Regions from separate parts of the Homo sapiens genome. Here region 1 is linked to region 2. The links are chromatin loops, found by intact Hi-C in ENCODE. Cell type or tissue: MCF 10A. All regions are shown on one strand. Links, peaks and the distances in the headings refer to the core of each region. The heading gives the core; the rest is flanking DNA. Region 1 has its middle 110 kb from the start of ESR1. Region 2 overlaps SYNE1 (spectrin repeat containing nuclear envelope protein 1).

What was found. A loop is a pair of places that touch in the nucleus more often than their neighbours do. Peaks named below come from ENCODE experiments on the same cell type or tissue, not always from the same donor. Only the 100,000 strongest peaks of a DNase experiment are listed, where the experiment ranks them.
Region 1: a loop joins it to region 2, with 3 times the contacts of the local background. A loop is called at or near these places in 3 of 110 quality-filtered maps.

Annotation. Positions count from the first base shown.
Region 1 is chr6:151,690,812-151,699,626 of GRCh38, forward strand. It overlaps a transcript of ESR1 not described here. Among named protein-coding and RNA genes, the nearest start is that of ESR1, 110 kb to the right of the region's middle. RefSeq lists a silencer at 5,792-5,919. In MCF 10A, for the core only: no CTCF peak of the experiment used is centred there; a DNase peak (open chromatin) is centred at 4,560.
Region 2 is chr6:152,355,356-152,363,635 of GRCh38, forward strand. It overlaps SYNE1 (spectrin repeat containing nuclear envelope protein 1), which reads right to left. Exons shown (of 146, transcript NM_182961.4): 64 at 6,815-6,968; 65 at 3,960-4,103; 66 at 3,018-3,182. Among named protein-coding and RNA genes, the nearest start is that of SYNE1-AS1, 21 kb to the right of the region's middle. In MCF 10A, for the core only: a CTCF peak has its summit at 1,547 (motif pointing left); no DNase peak of the experiment used is centred there.

The DNA of each region.
Region 1 (8,815 bases), core at 3,380-5,879, 660 kb before region 2:
AGTTACTGGCAAGTATTCCTGGGATGATAAAATGTGAAATCTAAACTTGGTACAGTGGAAATTCACTTCTAGAATAATATTTAGCTGAGGCAGAGGGCAATCCGACTACCCTTTTCTTAGTACAGCACACACAGGCTGCCTGTCTGTTCCAGATAACATAAATGTATTGGATCTAGCACTAGCTAGGAGACACTGTATTGTTGAACTGTGTTAGAATTTTATAAGCTCTTAATTGGACAAATCTCAGAGTAGCATGAACACACTACCTGTTTTCTGAATCTTTGGAGCCATAACTTACGTGAGTTTGAACTAAGCGATGTGAATAAGCCATTATTTGTTTCCTAAAGGCAGTCAAGTTTTCTGAAAAGCTACACATTTAGCAGCAAAAGAACGAGCCCCTCTGTCTTGAAATGGGCCTCTGATTTTAAGCAAGCTCTTTTGAGTCCTGGTGTCCCATTTTCTCAGTTCCTTTTTGCCTCACAATGGCACATACATAATGACTCCACCACATATAGCAGTGGGCTACTCGGGTAATGATGTGGCAGTCACAAGACAGGGCAGAATACTTTCATTTTGGTTAGAGGAATGCCACATGTCTTAGGAAATGCTCGCTGAACTGTAAGTTTCATACTTTGTCAAGAAGATAACCAGTATTCTCTCAAACAAGTCCGTAGGAGCCAACATGATTAAAAGATTTTAAAGCAATTTACTCGATAGAAGGGTTGGGCTTAATCAGGACTTGTGATCATGGCAATGGTTCCTGCTTAAAGGTGCCAGATTTTTAATGCCTTTATGTGCCAGATCTAATAGGCTTACAGAGCAACTCCATGTATATGAGGTTGCTGGGAAACTCATCTGGTTTTGAATGTGGTATATACATATTTTAATATTGAGAGTAAACAGGAAGACCAGGTAGAAGTATTTGAACTGAATTCTGAAACGTACAGAGAACTTAAATTGGATGAGAATGTTTGAGAACCATGGATGGTTCAGGGTCCATTTGTATACCATAAAATCCCTTCCTATTTCTCAAAAGCAAATATTTTCTTTGATTTTGTTAATATCCTGTGATGACTGCCCACTAGGCCTTGGAATGCATGCAGATAATGCTGTAGCAGTTGGATAAAATACTCTAGAATGTCAGATTTTCAAGGAAATTACAAATAAAAACAATGTAGGTAAAAGATACGACATGTAGGAAAAAAGCAAAATTTTCCTTAAGAATACAAGCGTCGTATTTACGAGTAGAAGATTTTTCTTGGACATTTGGAGATACGTGTTTCATTTTATTGCTTGTGACAGTCAAGGAAAGGAATAAAGCTCTTGTGTCTTAAACTTGCAGCAAGAACAAAGTCCAACTATCTTTCGTTTCTGATAACTCTGTGTCTTTTTGTTCAATATTGGGTTTAGAGCTAGCTACCATCTACCTTCCCTTCAAACACTCACTCTAAACCTCCACACAGTGTAAGTATTTACATCAGGCATCTGCTAAACATTTTCACATGGTTATCTGCAGGTCTTCTCTGAGTCTGTCTGCATTCATTTATCCTAGTTGCTCAGAACAATCGCTTGGGCTGACGGCCTGGTGGTTGAGTTTACTTTGCTTTGAATAGGGAACAGCTGTGCTCCAGGACTGCAGATTGGCTATTCGGAAAAAAGGGCAAGGAAGAGAGTGACCCAGCTCTGGGTAGACCATCCACACTGTAAAAAAAAAAGTCATAGCATAGTCTTCATCTATGGCAGTGGAGATATGGTCCTGTCCATCCACCTCTATCAGGAGAGGGTCTCCATTGTTAATCTCCGAGAAAGAGGCGCCATCTGTGAAACCTCCTGCATATTGTCTAATGAAGTGCTATTTTGAAAGGCGTGCACTGTACAGGTAAGAGTGATGATGGTGTGCCTGCCTTCTGGGCAACATCTCAGTAGACTTCCTCTGAATCATTCCCACTGGACCCAACAGCAAAAGCGTACACATCATTGAGTTTTATCGTTCTATCTAAGGCGTATAACATTTTTCTCTCTGAAAGTCTGTGATTCTTTCGGAGAATGAAGGGGCTTACCCTATCCATCTGCCCCTAAAAATATTCGCTGGAAAGCTGATACCTCTGCTCAGGTTTTCCACAGCAGATCACTCTTCAGTAAGAATTCTGATATTAAGTAGTTTAATTCAGATCCATGGAAAATGACTGAGTACCAGCCATAGCTCCCACCACTCTCTAGCTGTGCAATTTAGAGGCAGATTATTTAACCTCATGCCTTGAATTTCTCATCTGCAAAGTGGGAGTACTAACAGTAGCTACCAGATATATTATATGGAATAAATGACATTAAGCCACTCATTAAACTCCTTGCAGTTTCCAAGCATTAGAAACTCAGTATGAGGAAGTTATTTCTATTCTAAGCCTAGCACAGTGCCTGGTACTCAATACATGTTGGTTGAATCAGTGAAATAATTCAAGGTCAGCACCAAAGCTGCTAGGAATTTATGAACATCTGATCATAACTGGAAACTTGATCTAAAAAGCAAAGGGCAGTCAATCCAATCAACTGAGCGTACCATCTGTTGAAATGCTGCTGCTTCTGTAATGAGTATAAAGTGTTGGAAGAGAAAGTCCAGGAACCTCCATCATTCTTCCATCATTCCTCTCCTTTGTGACTATCTTTGTGATGAGAAGGGTAACAAAAAAATCTTGCTGAGATGAGCGTGTCAAAAACGTGTTACAAATGCTTCACATTCCCTTTCACATCAACAGAAGCATGTTGCTTCATTGTTGGGCAATGTCTTAGTCCATACACACATAGAGCTCTATGCTGATTTTTTTTTGAGATGGAGTCTCGCTCTTTCACCGAGGCTGGAGTGCAGTGGTGCTTTCTCAGCTCACTGCAACCTCCGCCTCCCAGGTTCAAGCAATTCTCCTGCCTCAGCCTCCAGAGTAGCTGGGATTACAGGCATGTGCCACCATGGCCAGCTAATTTTCATATTTTTAGTAGAGACGGGGTTTTACCATGTTGGCCAGGCTGGTCTCAAACTCCTGACCTTAAGTGATCCACTCGCCTTGGCCTCCCAAACTGCTGGGATTACAGACGTCAGCCAGCATACCCGGTTGTATGCTGATGTTCTAATTCAATGTGATACCAAAGACCTGAGATAGTCTCTCCCACTCTGGCCCCATAACATATGTCCACGAGGTGGTAATAATAACAACTATAGTAGCACCTAAGGTTGGGGCAGCTCTTACTTTGTGCGATGCTTTTTATAGTGTTATTACGTGTGATTCTCACAGCAACCCCAGGTGGTGAACAACGTTATGATTCCTGTTGTACAAATGAGGAAACTAAGGCTTTGCAAAGCTAGGTAACATGCCCAATATTACACAGCTTCAAAAGTGACAGCCCTAGGACTTGAAGATAAACTCATCTAATTCCAAAGCTCATGCTTTTAGCCATTACTTGAGACAGTATTAACTTTTAAAGTTTGTAATCAATATGAATTTGGCCTTGGGAAAGCAGGTTAAGCATCTGGGGTTGATGGGAGATAACATTACACCCTCTCTTAGCCTCAGCAACTTCATCTGTAAAATGGGAATAATTACATCCGAGTCACAGAAGTTTTGTGGCTCTTCATGAGGATTAAATAAAGTAATGCATGTAAAAGAGTTTTGTACAAAGTTCACTTTTATAAAATGCAAGTTGTGGCCGGGATTGGTGGTTCACGCCTATAATCCCAGCACTTTGGGGGGCTGAGGTGGGTGGATCACCTGAGGTCAAGAGTTCGTGACCAGCCTGGCCAACACGGTGAAACCCGTCTCCACTAAAAATACAAAAATTAGCCAGGAGTGGTGGCATGGGCCTGTAATCTCAGCTACTTGGGAGGCTGAGACTGGAGAATCGCTTGAACCCGCGAAGTGGAGGTTGCAGTGAGCCGAGATTGTGCCATTGAACTCCCACCTGGGCAACAGAGTGAAACTGCATCTAAAAAAAGACAAAAAAAAAAAAAGTAAGTTGTTATATGCAATGCATAAATTATTACTTAGTTCCATGTAAAATCTTCCCACTAAGTGAATGAGGGTTCACCTGGCTGTAGTGCTATGAGATAGATATGAGGGGCAGATTGGTTTATGCTTCTCAAAAACAGAAAGTGTGCCAGGGTGGAAGTGTGGGTGGGGAGTCTCCGCCTCCCAGCCATGTGGCAAAGCTGGAATGTGAGTACAGCAGCAGTATGGATGCGGTTTTGAGGGGATGGTGGTAATCCTCTTCTGGCGGCACCCCTCCAGTATTGTGGGATGCTCTCTGATTTCTTTTGAGAAGACAAGTAGCTAGGAGCTTCCCTAGCCTTTCTGTTGTAAAAACCATCAAGATCCCTGTTGAATGCATACCTGGAGCTTGGTTTCCCTAAGCACAGACTTTAATAACTTCATTTGGATTTAGTCTCCTATTTAAAGCTGCCACCCACTCTCAATTTTTTGGGTTTTCCTACTAAGAATGGATATAACATGGGCAGTCTTCCAGTTCTCCTTTCTTGCTGCCTTGAAGACAACACACAGGCCAATCACAAGGAGGCAGAGACAGGCCCCAACAAGTTGACAATCCTAGAGAGCTTAGTGTGAGTAGACTTGCTGAGGTTCCTGACTTTTGCTGGAATAGGAGAGTGCCACTGGCTTTTTGACATTTCTTTTTCCAACTGTTTCCTTGTCAAAATGACCAGCAGCTCAGCTCCCCTAAACATACCTCCTCCCCTAGATTGGTTCAGAGGAAGCCATCAAGGTCCTTTTGCAAACGGATGATCTGCATTTTTGAGATCCTTCTTTCCTCTGCTGTTCATAGAAATGGTCTCATTGGAATAATTCCTTTTGGAACGTTACTAAGGACACCAAGAAATCAACAAGAAAATTTGAGTGTATCTGACAGAAGAAATTTGGCTTTTGTACTCTAATAATTATTTATTAGAAGCAATAACTGGTCAGAATTTATTTGCTTAAAACCATGTAAAGAAAGGTGCTTAATAAAGATAATTGCATCACATATAGTAATCCGTTTTAGTATCTTTCACCTTAAAACTATGTGACAAATAAAGACACAAATTGCTCTTTCTTTCTAATAAGCAATTTTGGAAATTCCTTATTGGGAAATTCCAAATTTTACAAAATTTACAAAATTTAAAATTTTGGAAATCGTACCTGCATCAAGTTTTCTGAAAGAATATTTAAGGATTAAGGTTACTTAGAATCCAATATATGCATAGTTTAATTTAACTCATATTGTTAAATTCTTTTTCTAATTTTATTTAAGAAATGAGTAATATTGACAAGGGCCTTGCTGTGGTTTATTATGGCTTGTCCTAGAGTCTCTATTCCCAGCTAGATTAAAAGTGCCTCAGGGCTGGGCATGGTGGCTCATGTCTGTAATCCCAATATTTTGGGAGGCTGAGGCCAGTGAATCAGTTGAGGCCAGGAGTTTGAGACCAGCCTGGCCAACATAGTGAAATGCTATCTCTACTAAAAATACAAAAAATTAGCCGGACATGGTGGTGCATGCCTGTAATACCAGCTACTTGGGAGGCTGAGGCAGGAGATTCGCTTGAACCTGGGAGGCGGAGGTTGCAGTGAGCTGAGATAACACCACTGCACTCCAGCCTGGGAGACATAGAGAGACTCCATCTCAAATAAATAAATAAATAAATAAATAAATAAATAAATAAATAAATAAATAAGTAGTGCCTCGGGTGCATAGATGGGGTTGTTCAGTTTTCTACCCTGTGCCTTGGGAAGTGCCTGGTACACACTGGTGTTTGGCACATAATTGTAGAGTGAGATTGAGCCTGGCATGTTCCTTGATCCCTAGACAATCTCTATCAGGTGTGATCAGTAAGGCACATAATATGATATGTGACTATTACAGAGTAGCACACTACAATATGTGCCTAAAGCCATAACATCAACTAATACAATTCAGCAGAGTAGAATGTGAAGAGTGCTTGCAGAGTGCTGAGCACCACGGTGAGGAAGTGTAAACAGAAGAAGGTATTTCTGGGTTGGTGCAGGATGGTTAGGGATAGCTTTGGGTAGGAAGCGACTCTTGACCATGACCTTAAAGGACAGGTAATGTTTACATGGGAAAATACAAGGAAAAGGAGGTGCATAATGAAAGGCATGGGGGAGGTGGTTTTGGGAAACCATCAGTCTGACAGAAACATAGTTAAGAAAAGTGCAAGGTGGTGGTAGGAGGTAATTTAGAAGTGGAGAGTCAGATGTCCTATTAAGGAGCTTGAACTTTATCTTGTAGGCATTAAAGATGTTGGTGTAGGATTGGAATGAAATAAAGACTTAACCTTAGAAAAATACTGTGTGGATTGAAGTTTTCAGATGAAGAGTGGGTACATCAATTCGGAGGTGAGGGAAATAGTTCAAGGGAGGTGTCACACCATTAAAAAAAATCTTTTAGGACTTGTTTTTTGCAATCATGATTGTTTATGGTTGTAAAGATTTTGTTTCAGAAATGATTGGTGGAGAAAGAAGTGTATTGAGAATCAAAAGATGGGACTGTGCCACTGATGTGCGCAGTGAGAAGCTGCAAGCTTGGTGCCCCATCTTCCTAACTGTAAAATGGGCATAACAACTACCAGACAGCCGTCAAAACATTATACTAGTGATACAATGAAGACTAAGTGATATAATTTTGAAAGGCAGTATGCCTTATATGTGTAAAATGCTGTTTACTTGGAATATTTTTATAGTAAAATTATTTTCTTTGGACAAGATATAGATGCAGAAGAAAATGATCATATTTCTGTGAGATTAGGATTCAGACCATTTGAATTTTTTATATTTATTAAATAGGTACTTTATGTTGGGTACTGAATAAGTCTTTTATTTTTAACACCTCATTTCCCTCACAAAATGGATGGCATCTTTGGACTAGGGGAAATGTGTGGTCCCTGCAGCTGTAGTATTTTATGATTCTATAGCTTTTGCCTTTAGCAAACTTCTCTTAGAATAGTGATTTAAGGGCTGGGTGTGGTGGCTTACACCTGTAATCCCAGCACTTTGGGAGGCTGAGGCAGGCAGATCACCTGAGGTCAGGCATTCGAGACCAGCCTGGCCAACATGGTGAAACCCCTTCTTTACTAAAAATAAAAAATTAGCCCCGTGTGGCAGCATGCGCCTGTAGTCCCAGCTACTAGGGAGGCTGAGGCAAGAGAATCGCTTGAACCGGGAGGTGGAGGTTGCAGTGAGCCAATATTGTACCACTGCACTCCAGCCTGGGCGACAGAACATTTAATGCTGGTGGCTCACACCTGTAATCCTAGCACTTTGGGAGGCCGAGGTGGGTGAATTGCTTTTGCTCAGGAGTTTGAGAGCAGTCTGGGCAACATGGCGAAACCCCATCTCTATAAAAAATACAAAAATTAGCCAGGTGTGGTGGTGCACGCCTGTAGTCCCAGCTACTTGAGAGGCTGAGGTGAGAGGATGACTTAAGCCCAGGAGATCCAGGCTGCAGTGAGCTGACATAGCGCCACTGCACACTGCATTCCAGCCTGGGCAACAGAGCAAGATCTTGTCTTAAAAAAAAAAAAAAGTGACTTAAGATACTGACAGTATAAACACAACCAAACCCATGGGCATCTGTGCTGGGAATAAAAGACAGACATGTTTTCATTGCACTGATTTAGGATTCTGCTTGGAAAGGAAAACTGTGATCTCTCCTGCAGTTGCCTAAAATGCTTTACAGTTATGGGAATGGAAAAGCTAAATTCTGTGATTTGTGGGTAGAGGGAAGGAGGACGAGTGTCCTTTCTGATTTCCTCTTTTTCCTTCTCTTCCAAGGGGAAATAAAAGGCTAGAGCAACAATTTAAAAAGAAAAGGCAAGGAGCTACTGGGGGTAGAGTCGGGAGGGAAAAAGGCCAAACCCACTAAATAATTTCACTTCAGTTACAGTAAATCTCAAATGATGATGCTACACTCCTGAGAATGTTCCATGGTGGAAATGCCTGGGCTTTGAATTTTGAGCAGCGAAGTACCAGGAGAGGGTGACATGATAACATTCAACAGGAAGAACACTGCTCTTGTCCGTTTGACGGTCCTATTCCTCCGGATCACTCAATCTTCACAAATCAAGCATATAGCTCCTTCACATGTCATTTGTGAAGGGAAAGACTCCTAGGAAAATGTTTTCTAGGAAAGGGAAAAAAGCAGAAAGCAAAGGTCTCCTGCTTACTACAGCATTCGTGTTGCATAAGCAGTATTAATGTAGTGGAGTATTAATCACTTAGAACAGTTCACGTATTATTCCTATCTGGGCTCTGCAGGGTCCTTTCTTCACTTCTTTCTCGACATTTGGATTCTGTCCATTTTACTCCTCCCTCTGCACTTGGAATAGAAGTGAAATTTGTTGTGCCAATTCTCTGCTTGTTAGAAGCCATGGTAATGTTTAGTAGGGGAAAAGATTTGTACTGCTACATAGAAGGAGGTTTTGGGATTATTTAAGACTTTACTTTGTTGATGGGATTCCTAGAATCTACTATTACTGGGTATACTAGACAAGTTTGTAGATTTACAAAAGTGTGGATAACATGGGTTGCACTTGATTTCTTTATCCAGCTCTTTGGTTCTAAATTTATTGCCAATTTTATTTATCAAAACTATTCTCAGCGGAGTAGTATTTTCTGTGGACACAAGGAAACATCTGTGAGCTTAAACCTTAGAGGCAGATAGCCAGTTAGAACATTTGGCATATGAAGCTTAGATAGCAGAAGAGAAAAATTAACCAAGGCAACCCTCAAAAATATTGAGAAGGCAACTAAGAAAAATTTCTTAT
Region 2 (8,280 bases), core at 98-2,597:
TTGAATAGCTCAGTGCTACATTTGTGACTGAGAAAGAAACAATGAACCTTCTGCTTCCTAAGGAGGAATCTTTTGCCAAAGCTGTACTCTAGGCATTGTGGTGGCCAAGAAAATTTGAAACTGGAGAGTGCAGGGCACACAAACTTGGGAAATTGGTTCATCACACCTGCCCACCAGGTGCTCTGAGGTGCAAATAAATTTCCTCCACCAAAGCCTAAACCCCAAAGATTTACCCTACAAATTTAGTATAAATCAAGTTTTGAAGAGCATATGCTATTTTTTATAGGACAAAAAGAATCTTATATCCTTAAAGATATTGGTAAAACAACATGGCACACTTATATTTCTGGTGATAAACATAAATCTATACTGTCACTTGATCTGATCACCCAAAGTAAAATAAATCAAGTCAAATCCCATCAACAATGTTAAAAATATCAGTATATGTAGTTAAAACATAGTATTTCTCAATACTATATTTTAAAAACCACTTAAGATTGCTAAAATATTTTTCTTACAAAAATAACATTCTCACATGGTTTCAACTAATAGAAAATTTTTCTTCAAATATGATGTCACTTCAAGCACAGTATAATGTAAAGACATATGCACATGGAAGGAGAAGAACTATAGATATACATGGTAAAATATTAATCAAATTGGCAACAAATACATAAACTTTATTCTAAAATTCTTAGACTTTTTTTCAAGATAATTTTTTATAATTATTTTCCTAATTCAAGGTTGGCAAACTTTTTCTATGAAAGGCCTGATAGTAAATAATTTGGATCTTGTGGGCCATAGGTCTCTGTTGCAATGACTTAACTCTGCCATTGTAGTATGAAAAAAACCACAGACGATACATAAATAAATGGGTGTGGCTGCATTCCAATAATATTTTATTTAAAAATACAGACACTGTGGCCCTGGACAGTAGTTGACTAATCTATTAATCTTCTCAACATCTTTTCCATAGTTCATAAGTAACCACTTTATCTATTATCCAAGTTAATATTCTATTAAATAAATTCTCATATATCCCAAATTTCAAGTCTGTATTCTGAAGGAAAAAATAGTTCAATATTTAAATAAATATATATATAATATTGTTAAATATATAAAATCTATAAGTAACATAAATGTGTGTATATAATATATTAATATATATTAATATATTAAAGATATTATATTAAAAATATATAAACTATATATATGTTCTATGACCCAAACTAGGCCTTCAGGTTATACAAAATAATTTCTGAATATGTTCCACATTACTGGCCAATCCCTACACCATGTACATGCTACAGAACATCAGGATCCTGAAGAAATTCTGCTTTGTGGTTGCAGCATCACAATTCTCCACCACTGCTTCCTGCCACTAGCATCTTCCTTCTTTTTTAACCTTTGTGGTGGCTCACAATAGAAAATGTAAGAATTAATGCATGGTGAAATCAGGGGGAGGTTAGGTTTGCACCACACGAATACCGGCTTAAGTGAAATATTTTCTTTTGACCAGAGCAACAGCAACATCTGCTGGTGATGGGTAACTATTGACTTAGTTCTACACAAAAGCACAGGGAGCTCAGCATTTGCTTACCAGTGATGTTGGTAGTGTAGAACTAAGAAGGGTTATGTAAAGAAAATAGTCAATTCTAGTCAAATAAATTACAACAGCTAAACCTGTGGATCCTACTCTTTGGAGGCAGGATGGATGAGACCCTTAAGTAAGCTAAGGAAATTGTGACCCTTCTAACTTTTAGTATTTACTTACTTCATGAGTAGACCGTATATTTAAATAAGATTTTCTTCCATTTCGGTTAATCCTTACAACTCTGTGGATGAAATTGGGTCAGAGAAGTTGTCTCTTGCCTGAAGTCACCTAGTGTTGGGTCCCATCAAGGATTAGAGTCCCAACTTCCCAATCCCAACCCCATTCTCTTGCCATTATACAATTTCCAAGAACTAGTAGAAAAAGCCAGAAATTTTATATGTGACTGATAATCATGATGGTCCCTGATTTTCCCACCTTGTTCAAGCTGTAGGTAAAACTTACCCAATCCTGAACCAACTCTGATCAGGACTGATGGCACATTTGTAAGTTCCAACACATCACTGGTGGGACATAAAGTGGTCTCATTGGCCTTCCTCCATCTTCTGCTGTTTGTTTTGTACATGGTGGCCCCTTCTTGGTGAACTTCCTTGATTCCTACCTATTCCTTAAGGTAAGTTTATGGGCCCTTCTTTGATGCTACCATAAGACCCCTTACATTAGTCTACTAATGTCCTCGCCATATTATTTATAATCATCTTTCTATGGGTTTGTGTTCCTCATCAGATTTCAAGTTTCTTGAAGACAGAAATCATATCTTAATCATCTTTGCCTGAAGTAGCTAGCAAAGTATCTGTACTGTATTAAGTATCCAGTAAATACTGAATGAGTAAATAAGTATATAGATTGTGACCACTTTCTCCACCATGTCTGGCATCTCACCGTGAATTATGGCCCGCTGGCCTGGGCACTAACACTTATTTTTTTTTACTTCTGTAATTCCTTCTTCTAGAACTCTGAGCCCGAACCGGTACCATCAGCAATGTGGCAGGTTTTGCTTAAAACTACATGGTTCAAGATATTGCCACTAGTTTGACTTTGTGTCACCTTCTAATGACTTCTGCCGCTGTCCCCCAGATCTGATGTGATCCCTTAGGGAGAAACAGGCAGGTAAGCCAGAAAACCCCATCAATTAGATCTCCAGCCATTTGTCAGGGCCACCCTAGCAGCTCCATGAATCCCCCAAGTGCTAGTCCTGTCCTACCTAAATTGCCTACAAAATGATGTCAACTAGCGCATACTGCTGAGGTCTCAGAATGTTCTTGATCAAACCTTATGGGGATTGCACTTAATGTGTATCAACTAGCCACTGGACTCAAGGTTTCTATTAACTTCCTATTGCCTAAAATAATAATTCCATATTCAGAATGAAGATTCCTTTGTTTTAGGATAAAGGAGGCCTTACCTGAAGATCACGCAATGTTGTCTCATGAGTGTGGGCATCACCTTCAAGAACTGAATACTGGTCGAGCTTTTCTTGTTCTTGCCCCAACCAAACTTCAAATGCCTTTAGGTCTCTCTGATACTCTTGGTGCAGGCGGACAAGTTTTTCAGACTTGGTTACGGCTTCCTATAATTAGCATTTAAAATAATGAAGTTAGGAACACATTACTTTATAAAGCATCAGTGTGCTGTAATTCACTTTTGTAATTTTAGAAAAGTATAATTATTGAGACATTAGAATATGAGTTATTTCCTAGAATCATGAATCTTCAATATTTATGTAAAAATATAAAAACCTAATATTTCAGGAATAAAAGTGTCATTAATTATTTTGTTGAATTAACTACATGATCTCTGAACACCTTATAAAATGTAACAGGCTAAGAAATGAATTCACTTTACTAATTTCATAAAAATTCACTTTTGCTAATGAAGAAAATTGAAATTCTTATATTGTGCCTTAAATGAAGATTTGGACGTACTGTGGATTAAATTTTCCATAGTAGAATGCGCTCTGAAAAAGCATATTTATTTTCTTTGTGAGGACTAAATGAAGAATGATTAATACTATCAGTGATTATTTCCCACCTTAGAAAACTCTCATCATCAGACATAATAAGGCATTTATGAGTCTTCAATTGAAGGTGTCCAGAATTTTTTTTAAGTTGGTACCTTTCTAGGAATTTTTAGTTGAAAATTATCTTACTTTCATAGCTTTCATAATACTAACAATATTTGAAGGTTTTTGATTTTGCCAGTAATTCCTTTAAAATATTAAAAATTCATTTTGCTTTTGTTCTGTTTTCCCAAGCCTGTCATTCTTGAACATAAATGAGTCTTTAAAGGAGCACAGCTCCAAACACTCCCCTTTTGGTGAGTCTACAAGGAAAGTGCTTTGCCGTACCTTGGCCCTCTCTTGGATGGCTCTGTATCGTTCCTGTAGATCCTGGAGTTCTAGCTGGGTGACATAGTGTTCTGTCATGCCAGCCCCTTTGACTTCGATGGTCTCCAGCAAGCTGCTGTAACTCAGCACTTCTTCATTTAATAACTAGAGAGCATTTAAGAAAAATAAAGTGGCCATTCATGCACCATCACATCAACGACACTGCTAAAATCAAGATATTTTAATTGTACAGTTGACAAGTGACCTCAGGTTATTTATTCGTCCACTCCTCCATCATTTTATCTATTTGACACAGATATGTGTGTGAATGCATGGGTGTGTGTGTGTGTGTGTGTGTGTATTTTATGTCTGGTCCAGAACTTTCTCTAACATATGAATTACCAATTAACTACTTTATATTTCTACTCTTAACATTTCAAACTGATTATGTCCAGAAATGGACCCCTGATGTTCACCCTATCCCTATTCTACCCCAGCCCCCATGAAGCCCCCTTCTCTTTCCATCTCTTTTCAAACAGCAAATGCCATGACCTCCCACCCAGACGGTCAACCCAGAACATGGGAATTGTTCCAGCGTCCTCTCTAGCTCTCCGTCCTCTAAACCATTAGGAAATCCTGTTAGCTCTACCTCCTATTATACTGCGACATCTGTCCCCACATCTCCTGCAAACTCCCCAGCCCAGGCTGCCCTCCTCTTTCACTTGGACTTTGCAGTGGTATCCCAGGCAGATTCCTGGCCACCAATTCTTTCCCTGTCCCTTATTTCATGCTCCACACAGCAGTCTAAGTGATATAATGTCTTGCAATTAAAAGTTGAATCGTGTCGCTTCTCAGCTTAAAACCTGGATTATCGTCCCAATGCTGCCGGGATCAAGTGGAAAATCCTCAGAGCAGCTGGCATGGCAATGGAGGATCAGGCTCTGTCTCTCCATCAAACTCCCCTTGCAGCCCCTCCCTGCCTACTCTCTGCTGCAACAACACCTGCCTGTTTCCTCACAGCTCCCCACTGCACCAGGATATTTCCCTCCACAGGGCCCGAGGACCTGCTTTTTATTCTATCCGGAATGCTGGTTCCTCAACTCCTCCCCAGGCTCATTTCTCTGGCTTAAATTCTTTAGTGCATGGACTATATGTCTGCTGTTTCAGAGAGGCCTTTCCTGTCCCTCTCCCTTGGCCTCAAACAAGCTGTATGAGCCTTTTCAAAATGATTCTCTCTCACACCACACTACTTTTTTTTTCTTCATAGTATTCAGCAGTTAAAATTATTTATTTGTACATTTATTACTGAGTGCATGCATCCCCACTAACATACGCTTGACTGTTTTTACTGCTAGAATCGGGCACAGTCCCTACATGTAGCAATTTCTCAATAAATGTTGATTGAATAGATGAACAATCCAATTAATTAAGCAATTAATTATTATAACAGATAATACATGCAGGTATTTATGAAGCAGATAATTATAATTATATTATTTTATGGATGCATAAATGAGACCCAGAAACATTAAGTACCTTGGCATAGGTCACATAAGATCATTTAGTCATTTAAATAACTTTTATTCAGCGTGTGTTCTGTGTCAGACAGAGAGCCAAGTGTTGAGGATATAAAGAAAATTAAGCATCTCTATTCACTGAAGGAGAGGGACATGCAAATATATATGAAATTGATAAAGAGCTTTGAACCAAGGGCTATGAGAGAACAGAACAATGAATCAAGCCTGAGCGGTGGTGGTGTAGCATAGCTAAAATGACTTCAAAATTCATTCAGAAAGATAAGTAGGAGGTTGCCAGGGGCAGAGACAGAGCAAGGACCTTCTGTAAAAAGAGAAGAGATTATGCAAAGACACAGAATTGTGAAGATTGTGGCATGTTCAGGAGATAGTGTGAGATTCAGCAAGGCTGGAGAGCGCAAGGGAGGAGGCTGGGAGCATGAAGGAAAGGAGCATGGCAGAGGAGTTTATTTCCATTCTTACAAACCAGGTGACGGAGATTGAGCTTATCCTGTAGACAATGGGAAGCCAACACAGGACCTCAGGCAGGAAGTGAGACATTCATCTTTATAGGAGATAACAATAGATGGAGGCAAGAAACAAGGTGAAAAATTAGGAGTCTGTTCCAGTTCAGGTGAAGAGGATGGATCAGTAGGACCTAGTGCCAGATGCAAAGTGGCAATGAGAAAGAAGGCACTGAGAATAATGAGGTTTCCAATGTAATATATTCAGGGTGAGGTGATACAAATGAGCAGGAATAGAGAATGTGAGAGGTTAAAGGATTTCTGTGTAGAAGATCACAAGTGCTGTTTAGGATAATGGTAAGGGGGTGATGGAACAGGCTGACCGATGATCATGCCCTGGAGTGAGGCTGCAGCTATAAACCAAAGGACTGTAAAACTTCATGTTTGAATACTACTGCCAATAAGTTTTAAGAACATGCCATTATTTATTTATTTAAAAAAATCTTTCCATGTAGTACTGTACTAATGTAAGCATTATGACGAATGCACAAAAGATAACACAAAGGGATGTGATAAAAAAAAAAAAAAAAGGAAGACTTCCTAATGATGAGCAGGCTGAAGACATTAAAAGATATTTCATGGTGCTACATTTTAAATGGTTTGTATCATAAAACATGGATCTACATGGTTTTCCTGGAAGGAAAAATTTTCACTCACTAATAAAGTAATCACAAATGAAAGTCCAGTTTAAGAAGCCTTTAGAGATTATACTAAAAGCCCCAAACGTAATTTGCTTATGTGCACTGCCCTAGGGTACACGTAATCCCATTTTTGTCTGACTGTGGCATTCTAAAGAAGCCTGTGAGAAAACACATGGAATCTGAAATCCAGCTCTCACCTTGGCTTTTCCGAGCATCGTTGTTTTATCCCGCAGCTCCGCATGCTGCCTTTCTGATTCATTCAGGTTGGCTTCCATACTATCCATCCAACCGGAGAACTGTCGAACGCCATCCTGATAACTTGTCCACTTGGAGAGAGCTCCTTCGAGTTGGCTGAAAGGGATTTGAAAGGACAATAAATCCACATTGAGAATCCTTAGGAGTCTAAAATGTCATTGTGTCTGCTCCATCCACTCCAGTAAGCAAGGGGTCAAGAGATCAGGAAGAAGCTTGCTTGGGAGTGAGCAGGCTGCCCAGGGCTTAAGGACACTGAGTCCAGGTCTGAAGGGCAGCCTCAGGAAGCAAGGAACATTTAAACCCAGGCCAATATGCAGAAACATGGAACTAGCTATCAACTCAAGAGTCAGCGGCTGGGGGGACACGAGACACTGGGGGAGCCTCAAAGGCAAAACTGAGAGAGATCCCCTGAGTGGGTCTTTTCTGGAGCCAAAGCTCTGGGCAGGGAGAGAAGCAACACTTAACTCTATCAAACCGAGCAGGACATTGAGAGCAGGAGAGAAAAGTAAGAACAGTAACCACCTTACGTGAGATTAAATATCAGAAAATCGTAATGAAATAAAAGGACAATATTTCCTGACTTGGTCTAAATAGTAAAACTTAATTATTTATTTTATCGATAAGTTAAGCACTTCCCTTGTCTCAATACACATGCTAGTTTTTTTTTTTTAAGACAAAGTCTTGGCCGTCTCACCCAGGCTGGAGTGCAGTGGCGCGATCTCGGCTCACTGCAAGCTCTGCCTCCCGGGTTCACGCCATTCTCCTTCCTCAGCCGCCCGAGTAGCTGGGACTACATGCCCCCGCCACCATGCCCGGCTAATTTTTTTGTACTTTTGGTAGAGACAGGGTTTCACTGTGTTAGCCAGGATGGTCTTGATCTCCTGACCTTGTGATCTGCCTGCCTCGGCCTCCCAAAGTGCTGGGAATACAGGCGTGAGCCACCACACCCGGCCTACACATGCTATATTTTAAATTTCATTAATCAGGCCGGGCGCGGTGACTCACGCCTGTAATCCCAGCACTTTGGGAGGCCAAGGCGGGTGGATCACGAGGTCAGGAGATCAAGGCCATCCTGGCTAACACAGTGAAACCCCGTCTCTACTAAAAATACAAAAAATTAGCCGGGCATGGTGGCGGGCGCCTGTAGTACCAGCTACTCGAGAGGCTGAGGCAGGAGAATGGCGTGAACCCGGGAGGCGGAGCTCGCAGTGAGCCGAGATCGTGCCACTGCACTGGAGCCTGGGCGACAGAGCAAGACTCCGTCTCAAACTAAATAAATAAATAAATAAATAAATAAATAAATAAATAAATAAATATAAAAATAAATAAATTCCATTAATCATTTCTGCCTAATTGTACTACCAGGTTTTGGGTCCTTTTGTAGCAGACACTGTAAGTGCTCCATCCA